Regions from separate parts of the Homo sapiens genome. Here region 1 is linked to region 2. A link is a loop called in an ENCODE intact Hi-C map of the cell type or tissue named here. Cell type or tissue: dorsolateral prefrontal cortex. All regions are shown on one strand. Links, peaks and the distances in the headings refer to the core of each region. The heading gives the core; the rest is flanking DNA.

What was found. Hi-C counts contacts between places; a loop is a spot of excess contacts. Peaks named below come from ENCODE experiments on the same cell type or tissue, not always from the same donor. Only the 100,000 strongest peaks of a DNase experiment are listed, where the experiment ranks them.
Region 1: a loop joins it to region 2, with 2.8 times the contacts of the local background. A loop is called at or near these places in 67 of 110 quality-filtered maps.

What each region holds. Positions count from the first base shown.
Region 1 is chr16:358,004-366,021 of GRCh38, forward strand. No RefSeq gene overlaps it. Among named protein-coding and RNA genes, the nearest start is that of MRPL28, 8.5 kb to the right of the region's middle. RefSeq lists enhancers at 2,871-3,719, 3,720-4,567, 5,196-5,703, 5,704-6,210, 6,211-6,717. In dorsolateral prefrontal cortex, for the core only: CTCF peaks have their summits at 4,325 (motif pointing left) and 4,531; DNase peaks (open chromatin) are centred at 3,614 and 4,318; H3K4me3 peaks cover 1,998 bases; H3K27ac peaks cover 438 bases.
Region 2 is chr16:103,193-111,210 of GRCh38, forward strand. NPRL3 (NPR3 like, GATOR1 complex subunit) reads right to left here. Exons shown (of 14, transcript NM_001077350.3): 7 at 7,333-7,414. Among named protein-coding and RNA genes, the nearest start is that of MPG, 29 kb to the left of the region's middle. RefSeq lists an enhancer at 3,564-8,018. In dorsolateral prefrontal cortex, for the core only: a CTCF peak has its summit at 4,012 (motif pointing right); a DNase peak (open chromatin) is centred at 4,049; H3K27ac peaks cover 829 bases.

The sequences.
Region 1 (8,018 bases), core at 1,431-6,430, 250 kb after region 2:
ACGGCTGATGGCAGCCACATCGCCCCACGGTGGCCTGGGGCCTGGCATGGAGGTTCTGCCACCTTCCTGAGAGACACACCCTGCCAGGGGCTTCCTGGGCCATCCCAGCTGTTGGTGTCACTTTGGGCTGGGGCCTCCCCGGCCTCCACATCTGGCAGCCCCCTTAGCACTGATGTGCCCCTAGATAGGTCCTTCCTCCTCTCCCCCTCACACCTGTCGGGCAGGTGTGTCATCCAACTATGTTGCAACACGCTTCCTATTTGGAGTGGTCCACATAGCTCTGTAGCCAAAGCTGCCTCCGCAGGGCAGATGCCCCAGGAGTGATCCTGGTCCCCACAAAAGGCAGAGGCCTGGGGGAAGGGGAGCAGGGCCCTACCTCATATGCCCTGGCTCCAATATCAGGTCAGTGTGACTGTCACCATGGCCATGGATGACCTGACGGCCTCTGCCCCCGGGACCCACCATTGGCTGGGCACCTGTGGTCAGGAGGACCCACCCACAGAGAGGTGGAGGGTGAACCACTCAGCCGCTGCGGGGCAGGGGCCCAAAGAAACGGGTGCTGTGTGTGGCCAGGCTCGGTGGCTCACACCTGTAATCCCAGCACTTTGGGAGGCTGAGGCGGGTGGATCACCTGAGGTCAAGAGTTCGAGACCAGCCTGGCCAACATGGTGAAACCCCGTCTCTACTAAAAATACAAAAATTAGGCCAGGCACAGTGGTTCACGCCTGTAATTTTAGCACTTTGGGAGGCCAAGGTGGGCGTATCACCTCAGGTCAGGAGCTCGAGACCAGCCTGGCCAACGTGGTGAAACCCCATCTCTACTAAAAATGCAAAAAATTAGCCAGGTATGGTGGCAGGCCCCTGTAATCTCGGCTACTGGGGAGGTTGGGGCAGGAGAATCACTTGAACCCAGGAGACAGAGGTTGCAGTGAGCCAAGATTGTGCCAAGGCACTCCAGCCTGGGCAACAGAGTGAGACTCCATCTCAAAAAAAAAAAAAAAAAAGAAAAAGAAATGAAACGGCTGCTGTGGCCACAGTGCTTGGTCCCCGCTGGCTCCGGGTCCATACTTGTCCCCTGGGGCAGGCCCCAGACCTGCCGTCACCCACGTCGCCTGCGCCCAGCCCCGTCCAGCAGACCTGACAGTCCCCACATCCCCGCTGGCCTCCAGGGGTCAAGGGTCAGGACGCCAAGGCCAACAGGAAAGCACTGGCAACAGGGCGGGGGCCTGGCCAGCCAGGCGGCCCAGAGGCGGTCCCCTCCATCCCAGGGTACTGTCCACACCTCCCAGTGTCCTGAGGGGAGTCCTCCTGCACTGCCTTTCTGAAGAGTTCTGACCCCAGGGTGTCCAGGGGCTGGGACTGGGGCCAGGTGGATACCAGGATGTGGTCAAGTAGGCCTGCCTGGAGGGTCCGGCCGCAGGGGCTGGGGAAGTAGGAGGGGAGGGCGGCCACCACTTCCCAACTCGGGAGCTGCTGACATCAGGGGACTGTTGGGCCTGGCCTGGCACCTGCCTCCCAGGAGACCTGAGTGCCCATCCTTGTCTTGGGCCAGCCTGTAGCCCTAGGCAAAGCAGGCACCTCCTTGTGCCAGTGTCCCCCTGGGCAAAGTGATCGTCCTGACCTGGCCTCACAGCCCCAGAGGTCCGTGTGTGACCCTCTCTGACAGGCCGGGTGGCGGGATGGAGCCCACGGCTGGCCATGGACCAGGTCTGGTGTCCCAGGCACATTGTGAGCACAGGGCAGGGCCTGCTGGCCTCCCCCAACCTCAGTGCTGTTTTCCCAAAAAGAGGTGGCATCCAAGTGCAGGGGCCATGCCCCGAGGGGCCTCGCGCTGACTTCGGGAAGTAGCAGGTGACGTCCCACCTCCCTGGGCAGCCTCAGGCCGCTTCCTGTCCTTGTTGGGGGGACTCCTGCCCCTGCCACACCGACCACAGTCCTTGTCCCTGCTGTTCCCTCACCTGAACGCCCTTCCCTGCCCTGACGGCCTCCATCCCACACGCCTCTCCGGGCGCTGCCGCCCCCCCGTTGGTGCTCATCTGTCCTTCTGCCCACTATCCCCAGCGGCCCCGATACCTGCACACCCCAGTGCCCAGCGGTTCCCCCTCGAGCTGGCAAGGGGACATTAAATGGGAGGTGAGGAAGTGCGGCCCCCAGCGGGCAGCTGCCTTTGCCCCGGCCCACCTGCGCCCCCGCCCACCTGTGCCCTCCGCCGCCTCCCTCTGCTTGGCTGTCCCAAGATGTCTCTCTCCACTGCCTAGGAACCCTGAGGCCGCGGCCAAGTTCTGAGCGTGTGACTGTGTGTGCTGGGCCCCAGGCCCCTTTGTCGCCGCGGCGTCTGTCGTGGCAAACAAAAGTGAACCGGATTAGCCACAGTGGATTAAAAGATTTACGTCTCAGAGTTTACCTAATAACCTAACAATCGTGTCAACGGGAGCTTTGAACCCCCAGGGCGCGCCTGCCAGGCCAACTGAGAGCTCAAGGCCTCTGTGGGCAGCAGGACGTGGTCGGGGGGAGGAGACGCAGCCACGGCTGTCCTCACACCCAGCTCGGCCCCTGCGGGCTCCTCTGGGCAGAACCTGGGGAAGGCACGGCCTCTAGCAGGAGGTGGAGGCCTTTGAAAGGGTGCAGGTGTTGGGACCAGGTACCCGGCCCAGGCCCCCAGCCGCGTCCACACACGTCGCACACGGCAGCAAGGACGCAAGCAGTGTGGAGGTGGCCGCGTCGGCGACGTATGGGCCCCGTGGTGCTGCGGTGCACGACCTCTGTGCTGTCACCCCACAGTGTCCGCTCCTGCACGTACACGCGTGCACGCGCACACACGTGCACACGCACACACACACAAGCACGCCCCGCTTTGATCTCTAAAGGAGAGTCCATTGACAAGCTCTTAATCGCAGCTGCCCTTGCAGGGCCTGTCCCTGAAGTCCCGAGTAATGGGATTTGGCGCTTCTGATCCATCGGGCTGGCCGCTTCCCGTGTCATAGGTGGACATTTTTTTTCTTTATATCGCTTCTGTTTCTTTTTTTTTTTTCTCCTCGAAAAAATGCTGCTTAAACGGCACCGACTTGACATGGCTTGTCTCCTAACCTTGGAGTGGCGGCCGGGACGCCGGCCTGGATCAGTCGGGGGTCTTTGATGCCGCCTCCATGTGAAACCTGACGTGGAAGACCCACCGGGGCGGTTTTGGGGTCCGAGGTCCGTCAGGATTCATCCTGCCTCACCCTGCTCCCTTTGTCTCTTCCCCTGACCCTTCCTCGGGACACCCGGAGAGGGTCTGAGGGTGAGGGTGCGGGCGCTGCGTGTGGGCTTGCACTCGAGGGTGGGGTGGGCCGAGGGCAGGGCCGCAGCCGCGAGAACAATGGGCAGAGGAGGCGCGTCCACCTGTCCGCCCGGCCGCCTGCCCGGCTTACCTCACCTGCCTGGCTCCGTGTGCCTGCTCACGCCCCACCGTCCCGCTGTCCGCCATGATGGGCTTGGCCGTCCGTCCGAGCACTTTCAGCCACTCTGGGAAGCAGGTCCCTGCTCTTGGCCACTGTGTGGCTGGGAGGCAGAAGCGTGACTCTGGGCTGCAGCTCGGGCTCCTGCCGCCGATTGGCTGAGGCAGGGACCAGATGACGGGCCTCAGAACCCTATGGTAGCCATGGCAACCAGCCCCTTTAGACACCGCCACCCCCGAGCCACTCCTGACTGCTGAGGGAGCAGGCGGCACTGCCCGTGGGCCCATGCCAGGGTCCCCTTGGAGGAACGAGGTGGGCATGGCTGCATGGTAGCTGTCCCCACAACAGCTGTTAAGCGTTTCCGTGTGTTTCATTCATGTCCAGTGTGTGGGGTCCTTGCCCCTCTCCTGGCCTGTCCGGGGCCACTCTGTGCCCTGCCTTACCCCCAGCAGAGGCAGAAGCACTGGCCTTGCAGCCCCTGCTGAGAGGAGGACTTCAGGTCAGGCTTGCCTCAGGGGCTGAAGGCCAGGCCCAGTCTGGTGGGAAAATAAAGGGTGGGAGCAGTGGAAGCGGGAGCAGGGAGAACTTCCCAGCCCCACTGGGCAGAGCCAAGCTCTCGCCCACCTCAGACGGCAAAGGCTGCCAGCTTTCTCTCCGCCCACAGTCCACTCCGCCACCCTCTCGTTAGCTGCGGCCTGTGGAATACGTGCACGTGCTCACACAGTCCCGTCTCACAAGCCCCCTGAGGCCCCTCCCGAGGCCTTGCTCCCTGGACCTTGGGTTCCCACTGGGCAGGACTCTGGGTCTTTGGCCACACTGAGGAGACCGTCTCGCCATCAGTCACACACCTGCGGCTGCACCCGCTCTCCCCTGGGCTGCAGTGCCCTCTTGCGTCCCAAGAACGCCTCTTCCCTCCAGGGCGCACCAGCATTGGCCCCTGGCAAAGCTTTCCCGTATGTCTGGAGACGAGGCTTCTCAACCGTCACCCGTGGACATCCTGGGCACTGCAGGGCACTGAGCATCCCCGGAACCACCCCCTGCCCCCAGCCCCGTGACAGCCAGAAACAGTGTTGGCTTGTCCACGCGCTCTGACAGCAGCACTGCCTGGCCAAGACCCCTTCGAAGGCTTCCCCTAAGCCCGGGAAGCTGAGTCCCACTTCCTGGCCCAGGCCCAGCACCCGATGAGCAGAATCTGGTGATGAACAGCTGCAGGACTGCAAGGAGCAAGCGAGAGCCTTGGGCTGCTGCAGCCCAGGGAGGCCACTACCAAGGCCATCAGAGGGACCCGGGATCCAGGGGAGCCTGGAGCATGGTCCATGGGGATCCACCTTCAAGAGAGCGACTTCGGGGCCAGTCCCAGGGAACCGGGCTTGGCATGGGCCTGGGCGCCGGGGGTCTCGGGCCGCGGCTGCTCCCCCAGGACTCTGGGCGCCGGGGGTCTCGGGCCGCGGCTGCTCCCCCAGGACTCTGGGCGCCGGGGGTCTCGGGCCGCGGCTGCTCCCCCAGGACTCTGGGCGCCGGGGGTCTCGGGCCGCGGCTGCTCCCCCAGGACTCTGGGTCCGGATCCAAGCTTCTTCGCACTGGCCTGGTTGTGAGCCGCCTGTCCCAGGATGGAACCCGGCCTTGAAGCCCTTCCCATGCCATGCTCAGAGCTACCAGCTTGTCTGGGGACAGGATGTGGGTAGGGACACCATCCCAGGACAGCAGGCAGTGGTTAGGGAGGATGGTCCAAGGCTGGAGCCCGCCTAGGGAGGGCTGCGGGGCGCTGCGGCAGAGGGAGCCAGGACCGCACGGGAGCCCAGGCTGCTGGGTGTGGCCATGTGGCCAGGGTTCCAGCTTGGGTGGCTGGTGGGTGTCAGAGGGACAGGGACTCAAGGGAGCCTGGGAGCCCCACACAATCCAGCCCGTGCCTGGGGCCAGCAGAGGGCTGGAGTTACAGACGGGCACTGGTGAGAGGGCGAGGGCGGCCAAGGACTGAAGGTGGAGGCGGAGCCCTAAGCAGGCCCGCGGGACACACAGTGGTCTCCCGGCAGCTCCCTTGGGCTCCCAGCACCCTGACGGGGGCACAGGACAGGAGCAGAGTTGCCAAGCGACCCAGAGGGCCCGCCCGCTCTCCATGCCCTTCCCTCCACTATCCTGCTGCTCTGTGCACCTGAGCAGGACTCAGGAAGCAGGCGAGACCCTTGGGGTCAGGGGTCAGACATGGACTTGTGACTGGGTGCCTCAGGCCAGCCTCACATCCACTCCACCCTACCCTTCCTGGCCTTGGCTTCCCCGTCTCTATGTGGAGTGATGGGGTCACTGACACCCCTTCCAGTCCTCCAGTTTTCTACCCCCAAGGGATCCCTGCCCATAGCCGTGAGGGTCCACCCCGGAGTCCACCCTCAGGTCCACAGCCCATTCTCTGCCCGACACCGCGGCTGACTGTTGTCATGGAAACACATGGCCTCTGCCAAGCCTGGGACACGCGTGGGGAACTCCTGGCCCCTGAGGGCTCCGAGAGGCTGGGGCTGGTGCAGGCCGGCCCAGGGCAGCTCTGCCTCCTGTGGGGTTGATCTTGCTCTGCACAGATCCCTCTCCCACTCCAGGTGCCTGAGGGTCTGCACGCCTCAGTGAGGGAGAACTGGCCGTTCTCAGAGACGGAGTCCAACACTTCAGGAAGGAGCCTGACAGGTGTGATTGGTGAGGATGGCAGAAGGAGGGTCTGGTGGCCCCAGCCCGGCCTGGCTCTGGAAGGGGTGGGGTGGGCATAGGGAGGGCAGGGAAGGGGTGGGGTGGGCGCGGGGAGGGCGGGGTGGGCGTGGGGAGGGCGGGGAGGGCGGGGAGGGGTGGCCAGCAGCCATTCCCAGGTTGGCTGCCCGGGCTCCCAGCTCAGTTCTCAGTTCCCCACACACATGTTGGAGCCGGTACAGTCCCTGGGACCCCTCCCCACAACCCAGAAGGCAGAATAGCATGCTGGATCCAGCTGCTGGGTCTGTCCCAGACCTGAGTCACGGTTTGGTCTTGAGGGATGGGTCCGGCATTTACGGAAGGCCTCTTACCTTTTTCTCAGTCAAGGACTTTTGTGGCCTCTGACCAGAAAGTTGTCAGGGCCCTGGCCACACCCAGACCCCACCTCAGTCTGGCCTGGCCTCCCCTGCGGGAGGACTAAACAGCCATGGGTTCCATCGAGGTGACTGGCAGAGGAGGTAACCTGCTGAGGCCAAATGCAGCTTCTCCCACTGGCCAGCTGGTAGCCTGGTCCCAAACCCACAACCCTGAGTCAACACAAGTCAGGACACACTGATAAGCACGTGCCACCATGGCCGACAGGGGGACCGAGGCCAGCGCCTACCAGCCCATTGCCAAGCCTGGCCCCTAACTTCTTGGGGCCCCCAGAGTCTGACCCAGGAAGCCCTACAGGCCTTGGCAGGAGCCCTGCTTACCGTGGGGCTTGGTTGGGGTGGGAAAGAGCAGGTGGTGAGTGAGGGGCAGCCACCGAGGCCTGAGTTGGGAGGTGCTGGACACACACACCATCAGGGAGTCAGGGGCAGGCCGAGGGGCTGGAGGGGGCTTGGCTTAAGTTCACAGCTGAACACGGGAACTGTGCAGGGCAGGGCGTGGCCACAACATCCCAACTCTGGCTAGAGCTGGGGCACGGAACAGCACTCATGCTGTGGGCAGCTGGGCTGAGCCTCATGGCCCCACAGAGCTGACTGAGCACTGTCTGTTTTTCATAAAGTGTTTTTTTTTTGAGACAGAGTTTTGCTCTTGTTGCCCAGGTGGAGTGCAATGGTGCAATCGTGGCTCACTGCAACCTCCACCTCCCGGGTTCAAGCAATTCGCCTGCTTCAGCCTCCCAAGTAGCTGGGATTACAGGTGTGCGCCACCACACCCGGCTAAATTTTTGTATTTAGTAGAGATGGGGGTTTCACTATGTTGTCCAGACTAGTCTTGAACTGCTAACCTCAGGTGATCTGCCTGCCTCAGCCTCCCAAAGTGCTGGGATTATAGGTGTAAGCCACAGTGCCCGGTATGATTTTTATTTATTTTTTTGAGACGGTGTCTCGCTCTGTCGCCCAGGCTAGAGTGCAGTGGTGCGATCTCCACTCACTGTAACCTCCACCTCCCGGGTTCATGCCATTCTCCTGCCTCAGCCTCCCGAGTAGCTGGGACTACAGGCACCTGCCACCATGCCCAGCTAACTTTTTTGTATTTTTAGTAGAGATGGGGTTTCACCGTGTTAGGTCTCGATTTCCTGACCTCGTGATCCGCCCGCCTCGGCCTCCCAAAATGCTGGGATTACAGGCGTGAGCCACTGCGCCCGGCCTTTTTTTTTTTCTTTTTGAGACAGAGTCTCGCTCTGTCACCCAAGCTGGAGTACAGTGGTGCAATCTCAGCTCACTGCAAGCTCTGCCTTCCAGGTTCAAGCGATTCTCCTCCCTCAGCCTCCCGTGTAGCTGAGATCACAGGCATGTGTCAACATGCCTAGCTAATTTTTTGTATTTTTAGTAGAGATGGGGTTTCACCGTGTTGGCCAGGATGGTCTCTATCTCCTGACCTCGTGATCCACCCGCCTCGGCCTCCCAAAGTGCTCGGATT
Region 2 (8,018 bases), core at 1,971-6,970:
GTGCAGTGGCGCCATCTCCGCTCACTGCAGCCTTGATCTCCCAGGCTCAAGACAACCTCCCAAGTAACTGGGACTACAGACGTGCAACATCACGCCTGGGGTGATTTTTTTTTTTTTTTTTTTTTTTTTTTTTGTAGAGACAGGGTCTATGTTGCCTAGGCTGGTCTCAAACTCCTGGGCTCAAGCGATCCTCCCACCTTGGCTTTTCAAAGTGCTAGGATTACAGGCGTGAGCCACCGCACCCACCCAAGGCCTTTCTGTTTCTGTCCTATTTAGGATGCAGCTCAAAGTGGCTGTTGGGACACCACAGAATCAGAATACGGAGGCTCCTATTGTTTCAAATGTAGCTGTCTTTGCTCCATCTAGGAGCACAGTGAGGCCTTATGACATGTGCTGTGGCTCCCAGCACCAGTTTAGGTACTTGGAGTGCAGCAGGGAAGAAAATAACTTGGCTGCTCTGCACGCTGGGGGCTTCACTCAGCGGCATCTAGACAGACACATAATTGGCCGGGCGTGGCGGCTCACGCCTGTAATCCCAAAACCTGGGAGGCCGAGGCAGGCCGATCACTTGAGGTCAGGAGTTCGAGACCAGCCTGGCCAACATGGTGAAACCCTGTCTCTACTAAAAATACAAATATTAGGCCGGGTGCCGTGGCTCACACCTGTAATCCCAGCACTTTGGGAGGCTGAGATGGGCAGATCACCTGAGGTCAGAAGTTTGAGACCAGACTGACCAACAGGGAGAAACCCCGTCTCTATTAAAAGTACAAAATTAGCTGGGCGTGGTGGTGCATGCCTGTAATCCCAGCTACTTGGAAGGCTGAGGCAGGAAAATCACTTGAACCTGGGAGGTAGAGGCGGAGGCGGAGGTTGCACTGAGCTGAGATCGTGCCATTGCACTCCAGCCTGGGCAACAAAAGTGAAACTCCATCTCAAAAAAAAAAAAAAAAATTAGCCAGGTGTGGTGGCAGGTGCCTGTAATCCCAGCTACTTGGTAGGCTGAGGCAGGAGAATCACTTGAACCCAGGAGGCGGAGGTTGCAGTGAGCCGAGATCGCGCCATTGCACTCCAGCCTGGGTGACAGAGCAAGACCCTGTCTCAAAAAAAATTGAAATTAACGTTTAAAAAAAAAGACACCTAATTGTAATCAAATTGTATGGAGCATTAGAAACTGGAGAGAGTTATAGGGAAAGGAACAGGGGCTTGGAACACACCTCATGGAAAGCCAGGAACAAGTTCCAGCTATGGGTATGGAGAAATGAGGGCAGGAGGGTCACATGAAGGTTCTTCTAGTGACTTCCCAGCTTGGTCATCTCTGCTGCCCTCACCGTGTCAGCTGTCCTTGGAGCCGCAGTCATGTGGTCTGGTTTGTACACTGGCATGGGGCCCTCTCCTCTGGCAGAGACACGCCATGTTGGTTCCTCTAACTTCCACGTGGACTTTACTCCATTTTCCCAAGCATCAGCTCACCCACCTGCTGCTTTCTCCCTCAGAGCACTCTGCACTGAGGCTGGTGCTTCTTTATGAACTAACCCAGCTCCCTAGAGCGGTGACAAGTGCTGCCACCAGGAGTGCCCCAAAGGCCATGGCAGACCTGGGCAAATTCCCTGAACATGTCAGAGGGATGACTGCTCTGGAAAGGTGCCGGCCCAACCTCCAGCCTGTAAATCCCCCACAGTAAGAGGGTAAGCCAGGAGCTGCACTGAGGTCTGTTAACAAGGGGAAAGAGAAAGGTTTGTCACTGTTTTTAAGTCTGCAGCTTTAAGACAAGAGCCCTTAGCACAAGCAGGGTTTGGGCCCTGAAAGGTTTCCTGCCGAGCTTGCACTTCTATTTGCAAGGTGTTTAATGGTTTGGTCTGAAAACACTCTGGAGGAAAACACTGTCCTCCTCAAGACTTATCCAGCCCCTCACACAGCTCTGGGCCAGCCAAGAGGGCCCAGCCCAGTCTGTGACAGGAGATAGGTGCCCCAGCCAAAGCCCTGCATCCTGACAATGACTATGCAAAAGGGAATGGCTGGCTTCAAACACACTCTCGCCGTTCATCTCCAAGACAGAAATGTGCACAAGCTTAGTCTAGTCCCCTCAGCTTTTAGCATCTGAGAAAGCATCCATTCCTAACCTTAGAACTAGACAGGACCTGTGAAGCTATCCTGCAAACCTCTGCATCCTCTGGTCCCACGGATGGGCCTGGCTTCCTACCATAAGTAGTGGGATGCTGCATAACCCAAAAGATCTATGTGGGTTCCAAACAGCCTACCTTGAAATTTCAAACGAAAGTTTATATATAGGTGCATTTTTATGGAAATGGGTACTACAACTCAGGATATTCACAGAGGGTCCATGGGACCAACCCTGCTCTCGACAGTTTGCAGTGCAAGGCTCCGCACCAAGTACCACCTACCCAGCCAGACCCTGGACATCACTCCCCACCACAGGTCCTGTTAACTCGGAGAACCATTCAGCAAATCACTTCTTCACACTCCATGGAATCTACACTGCTGTTATTCCCACCCACACATTCCGTCGACCCCTAGCGGATGAGCTGTGCTCCTCCACAGGCTGAGTGTAGGGGCTGTGTTGCAGAAAGTGAAGAGACATCCCTGCCCTCCTGGGAGACACAATTCAATGGTCATATGAATGAGTGACATGCTGTCACTGAGGGCCACTGGGATCCACAGGGAGACACAAGTGCTAGGTATGGCACAAGTGTTGGGGTGGCCTCCTGAGCGATTCACATTCCCAGCCTATATTCACAGATGTTAGGTCCTGCAGGACAGGGCCACCAGGCTATTCAGCCACACCATAACCCTAGCTTTAATTAAAATAGCAACTGGGGACCGGACGTGGTGGCTCACGCCTGTAGTCCTAGCACTTTGGGAGGTCGAGGTTGGCAGATCACGAGGTCAGGAGTTCAAGACCAGGCTGGCCAACATGGTGAAACTCCATCTCTACTAAAAATACAAAAATTAGCCAGGCCTGGTGGCAGGCGCCGTAATCCCAGCTGCTCAGGAGGCTGAGGCAGGAGAATCACTTAAGCCCGGGAGACGGAGGTTGCAGTGAACTGAGATTGTGCCATTGCACTCCAGCCTGGGTGACGAAGCAAGACTCCGTCTCAAACAAACAAATAAATAAATAAATAAATAAAATAGCAACTGGGGGCAGGGCATGGTGGCTCACGCCTATAATCCCAGCACTTTGGGAGGCTAAGGTGGGTAGATTGCTTGAGTCCAGGAATTCAAGATCAGCCAGGGTAACATGGCAAAATCCCATTTCCACAAAAAAATACAAAAACTATTCAGGCGTGGGGGCGGGTGCCTATAGTCCCAGCTACTCGGGAGGCCGAGATGGAAGGATCACCTGAGCCTGGGAGACAGATGTTGCAGTGAGCCAAGATTGCGCTCCAGCCTGGCAATAGAGTGAGACCCTGCCTTAAATTAAAAAAAAAAAAAAAAAAAAAAAAAAAAAGAACCAGGAACAATTCCTTTGAAAAATCCCACCCCAATCTCCAACCTCATTAATCTCACAGCTTCTGGTCTTTCAGTTCTGTTCTGAGATTCCCCCAGATCTGGCAGTCAGTCACCATCAGGAGAAAGGCGCTCTGTCCTAGGTCACCTGATCAGTAATGGAAACTCAGTCTCCTCCTCTCAGTGCAGAAGAGTGAGCAGCAGCAGACCAGACCCTTGAGGCCAACCATGGACCTGATGGGATGAGGACAGACGAGAGGCCACAGCCCAGAGGGGCTCCTGGGTGGCTGCAGAGCCATGCCAGTGCCAGACAAGGATGGGTACAGGGAGGGTACTACTGCCTGGACTCCTGCCAGAGAAACATAGCTGCCAGCATCCCTGGGGCAAGCTCCAGGACCCAAGACTGTTAGGGTGGGAGTTTGGATGGAGGAAATGTGATCCTGGGCACTAACAAACAGAATGCGTAGGTCAGGAAAGAATGCTACATGCTGAACAACAGCTTAGGAGCCTTTTTCAGCAAAACTCAGATTCCTGTCCTCCTTTAATATCCACTAGGTGGCGCTGGGTTGCCTCAAGTTCTGAGCTCCTCCGCAGCCTGCAGATCACACAACAGGCAGTCCAAGGTTTTGTCTCCTTTCAACTTTCCAGCACGATTCAAACCTAAGAAATCATAGTCCATTCTTCCTTTAGAAATATAAAGTCAACGAGCCGGGCACGGTGCTCACGCCTGTCATCCCAGCATTTTGGGAGGCCGAGCCGGGCGGATCTACAAGGTCAGGAGTTCGAGACCAGCCTGGCCAATATGGTGAAACCCCATCTCTACTAAAAATACAAAAATTAGCCAGGCATGGTGATGTGCACCTGTAGTCCCAGCTACTCGGGAGGCTGAGGCAGAAGAATGCACTCCAGCCTGGGCAACAGAAGGATATTCCATCTCAAAAAAAAAAAAAAAAAAGAAGAAGAAAAAGAAATATAAAGTCAATGGTTTGGTTTTTATTTAAACAAATTTTTAAGAGACAGGGTCTCACCATGTTGCTGGGGCTGGAGTACAGTGGCTACTCAGACACCAGCATAGAGCACTACAAGCTCGAACTCCTGGGCTCAAGTGATCCCCCAACCTTGGCCTCGCCTGTGAGATGGGACTACAGGAGCACACCACCGCACCAGCTTGGTTTTTATTTTAATTCCAAGTTAGCCTGATTTTTGTTTGTAATCTAATCCGAGTTGAGGCATACACTCAGAATAAGGGAACAATGTCCAAGGAAGAGACTGGATACCAGGCAATTCAAAGCCAGAGGGTAGTAATTCTCTCAACACAGAGAAAACATTAGTGTGATAACAATGAATCAAAGACAGGGTCAGACTACATGACCACAAAGGTCCCATTCTGCAACACAGAAGGGGCCAGAAAACAAAGCAATCACCTGGCAAGGGCTGATGTTCTCTCACACCTGGGGAGGCTCAGTCCCCAGGGTCACCAAGAGACAAACAAATGCTAGTTGCAACTTATATCACAAAAGACAAATCACTCTCCCATGTTTAAGGACTTATATCTCCCGATAGAAGAATGAACAAGGGATCTGAGCAGCGAGCTCACAGAAAAGACAGGTGGTTCAAACATGTGAAGAGATGCATCAGTGCATCACAATAAAGCTACACAGAGATCCCATTCCCCACTTGTTATACTGGTTAAGATCCACAATTTCACGAGACTCGATGTTGGCAAAGCTCGGGGGAAGAGGCATCTCGTGTGTTGCTGGTGGGACAGAGGTACAAACCCCTGAGAAGGAAACACAACATTACAAATGCCATTTTCCCTATTAGTAATGCCTTTAGGAATTTATCTTATAGATACAGAGGCGCACATACAAAATAACACAGGTAAATGGTTAGCACTGGAAGGCTGGAACAAACTCAATGGTGGGGGCAGTTGCGGCTCACTAGGCAGCCAAAAAAAGAATTAAAAAGTATTTTTTAAATTTTATTTATTTTTTATTTTACTTTTGTTTTTTAATTTTTATTATTATTTTTGAGATGACATCTAGTTCTGTCACCCAGGCTGGAGTGCAGTGGCGCCATCTCAGCTCACTGCAACCTCTGCCTCCTAGATTTAAGTGATTCTTCTGCCTCAGCCTCCTGAGTAGCTGGGACTACAGGCATGCACCACCACGCCCGGCTAATTTTTTGTATTTTTAGTAGACAGCGGGTTTCACCATGTTAGCCAGGCTGGTCTCGAACTCCTGACCTCGTGCTCCACCCGCCTCAGCCTGGCAAAGTGTTGGGATCACAGGTGTGAGCCACCGCGCCCGGCCTTTTTTTTTTCATTTTTGATACGCGGTCTGGCTCTGTTGCTGGGGCCAGAGTACAATGGTACAACCATGGCTCACCATAATCTTGATTTCCTAGGCTTAAGTGACCCTCCCACCTCAGCCTCCTGAGTAGCTGAGACTACACTTGTGCCACCACACTCAGATATTTTTTAAAAATTTTTTGTAGAAATGCGATCTCACATTGTTGTTCAGGCTGATCTTGCACTTCTGACCTCAAGAAATCCGCCCCTCAGCCTCCCAAAGTGCTGGGATTACAGGCGTGAGTCACCACGCCCGGCCTGCTTGTCCACATTTAATAAAGGTGATGCTCAGCCAATACAATCAGAACAACTGTGAGGTTTTCATGGTATCCTCAAGGCTTGCTGCCCTCACACAGTCAGTGTCGCAAACCCCAACTCTCTCAGACTGAGAGGAGACAGCTGGCCCCAGCCTCACCCACTGAGCCTCAATTTCCTCTTGAGTGACTGGAGTCAGTGACACCCACCTAGTGAAGGTGGCCCAGCACTTGGTGTTGCGTCATGCTCAGTAAAATGGCATTTTGCATCTGTTTGATTTAAAAACACTTTCGGACTCTCATGTATAACTTCGGGCTCGTTTTCTGTTTTAAGAGGAGTCTGGAGGTGGTGGTTCCAGCAGAGTGCATGCTACTCAGCAAAGGGGTTTAAAAAAGCAAAGGTACTCAGGGGTTTGTACCTCTGTCCCACCAGCAACACACGAGATGCCTCTTCCCCCGAGCTTTGCCAACATCGAGTCTCGTGAAATTGTGGATCTTAACCAGTATAACAGGTGGGGAATGGGATCTCTGTGTAGCTTTATTGTGATGCACTGATGCATCTCTTCACATGTTTGAACCACCTGTCTTTTCTGTGAGCTCACTGCTCAGATCCCTTGTTCATTCTTCTATTGGGAAATATAAGTCCTTAAACATAGGAGAGTGATTTGTCTTTTGTGATGTAAGTTCCAGCAGAGTGCACCCTACTCAGCAAACCATTTAAAAAACAGCCACTGGCCGGGCGCGGTGCTCACGCCAGTAATCCCAACACTTTGGGAGGCCGAGGCGGGTGGATCACCTGAAGTCGGGAGACCACCCTGACCAACATGCAGAAACCCCGTCTCTACTAAAAATACACAACTAGCCGGGTGTGGTGGCGCATGCCTGTAATCCCAGCTACTCGGGAGGCTGAGGCAGGAGAATCTCTTAAACCCAGGAGGCAGAGGTTGCTGTGAGCCGAGATCGTGCCGCTGCACTCTAGCCTGGGCAACAAAAGCAAAACTCCATCTCAAAAAAAAGAAATAAATAGAAATAGAAATAAAAAATAAACAAAAAAAAACGGCCACCAAGGTCACTTCTTTCAAGAGCAGCCACATGACCATCCCTTCCCAGTCCTCTCCGGCCCTAACCTCAGGGAACCCTGATGCTCACACCCCAGGAGAACAGTGGTCAGTACCGGGGAGCCCTACCTGTTGACGCTGCTCCTCAGGCCCAGGCAGGCTGGCCCATAAGAAGGAGGTTAATAAGCACACCCACCTGTCTTACCTGTCATAAGCTTCCTTGAGGTCCCTGGCCAGCTTGCACTTGGGCAGGATGTGATGGAATGGGGACTGAGGACCTTCATTTCCTACAAGAATCACAACACAAGATTTACAGCTCCCGGGTTCAAGCGATTCTCCTGCCTCAGCCTTCCAAGTAGCTGGGATTACAGGCGCCCGCCACCATGTCTGGCTAATTTTTTTGTATTTTTGGTAGAGACAGGTATTCACCATGTTGGCCAGGCTGGTCTCGAACTCCTGTCCTCAAGTGATCCATCCACCTTGGCCTCCCAAACTGCTGGGATTATAAGCATGAGCCACCACGCCTGGCCTAGACCTGCTAATTTTAAAATTTTTTGTCTGGGATTACAGGTGTGAGCTACCACATCCAGCCAAAAAGTCTTTTATTCATCCTTTTTCATAAATTTCTAAAAATATATACATAGACTTAAAATAAAATTTCTTTTTACTTCCTGTGATAAAGTCACAGACTCTAAAAAGATAACGTTTAAAAAAACAAAACTTTTGGATTGTTATTATCACAATTATAATTAGTATATAATTGGCCAAAACAGAAACATATTATAAATTTTGACAGGTAACCGGGCGCGGTGGCTCACACCTGTAATCCCAGCACTTTGGGAGGCCGAGGCAGGCGGATCACAAGGTCAGGAGATCAAGACCATCCTGGCT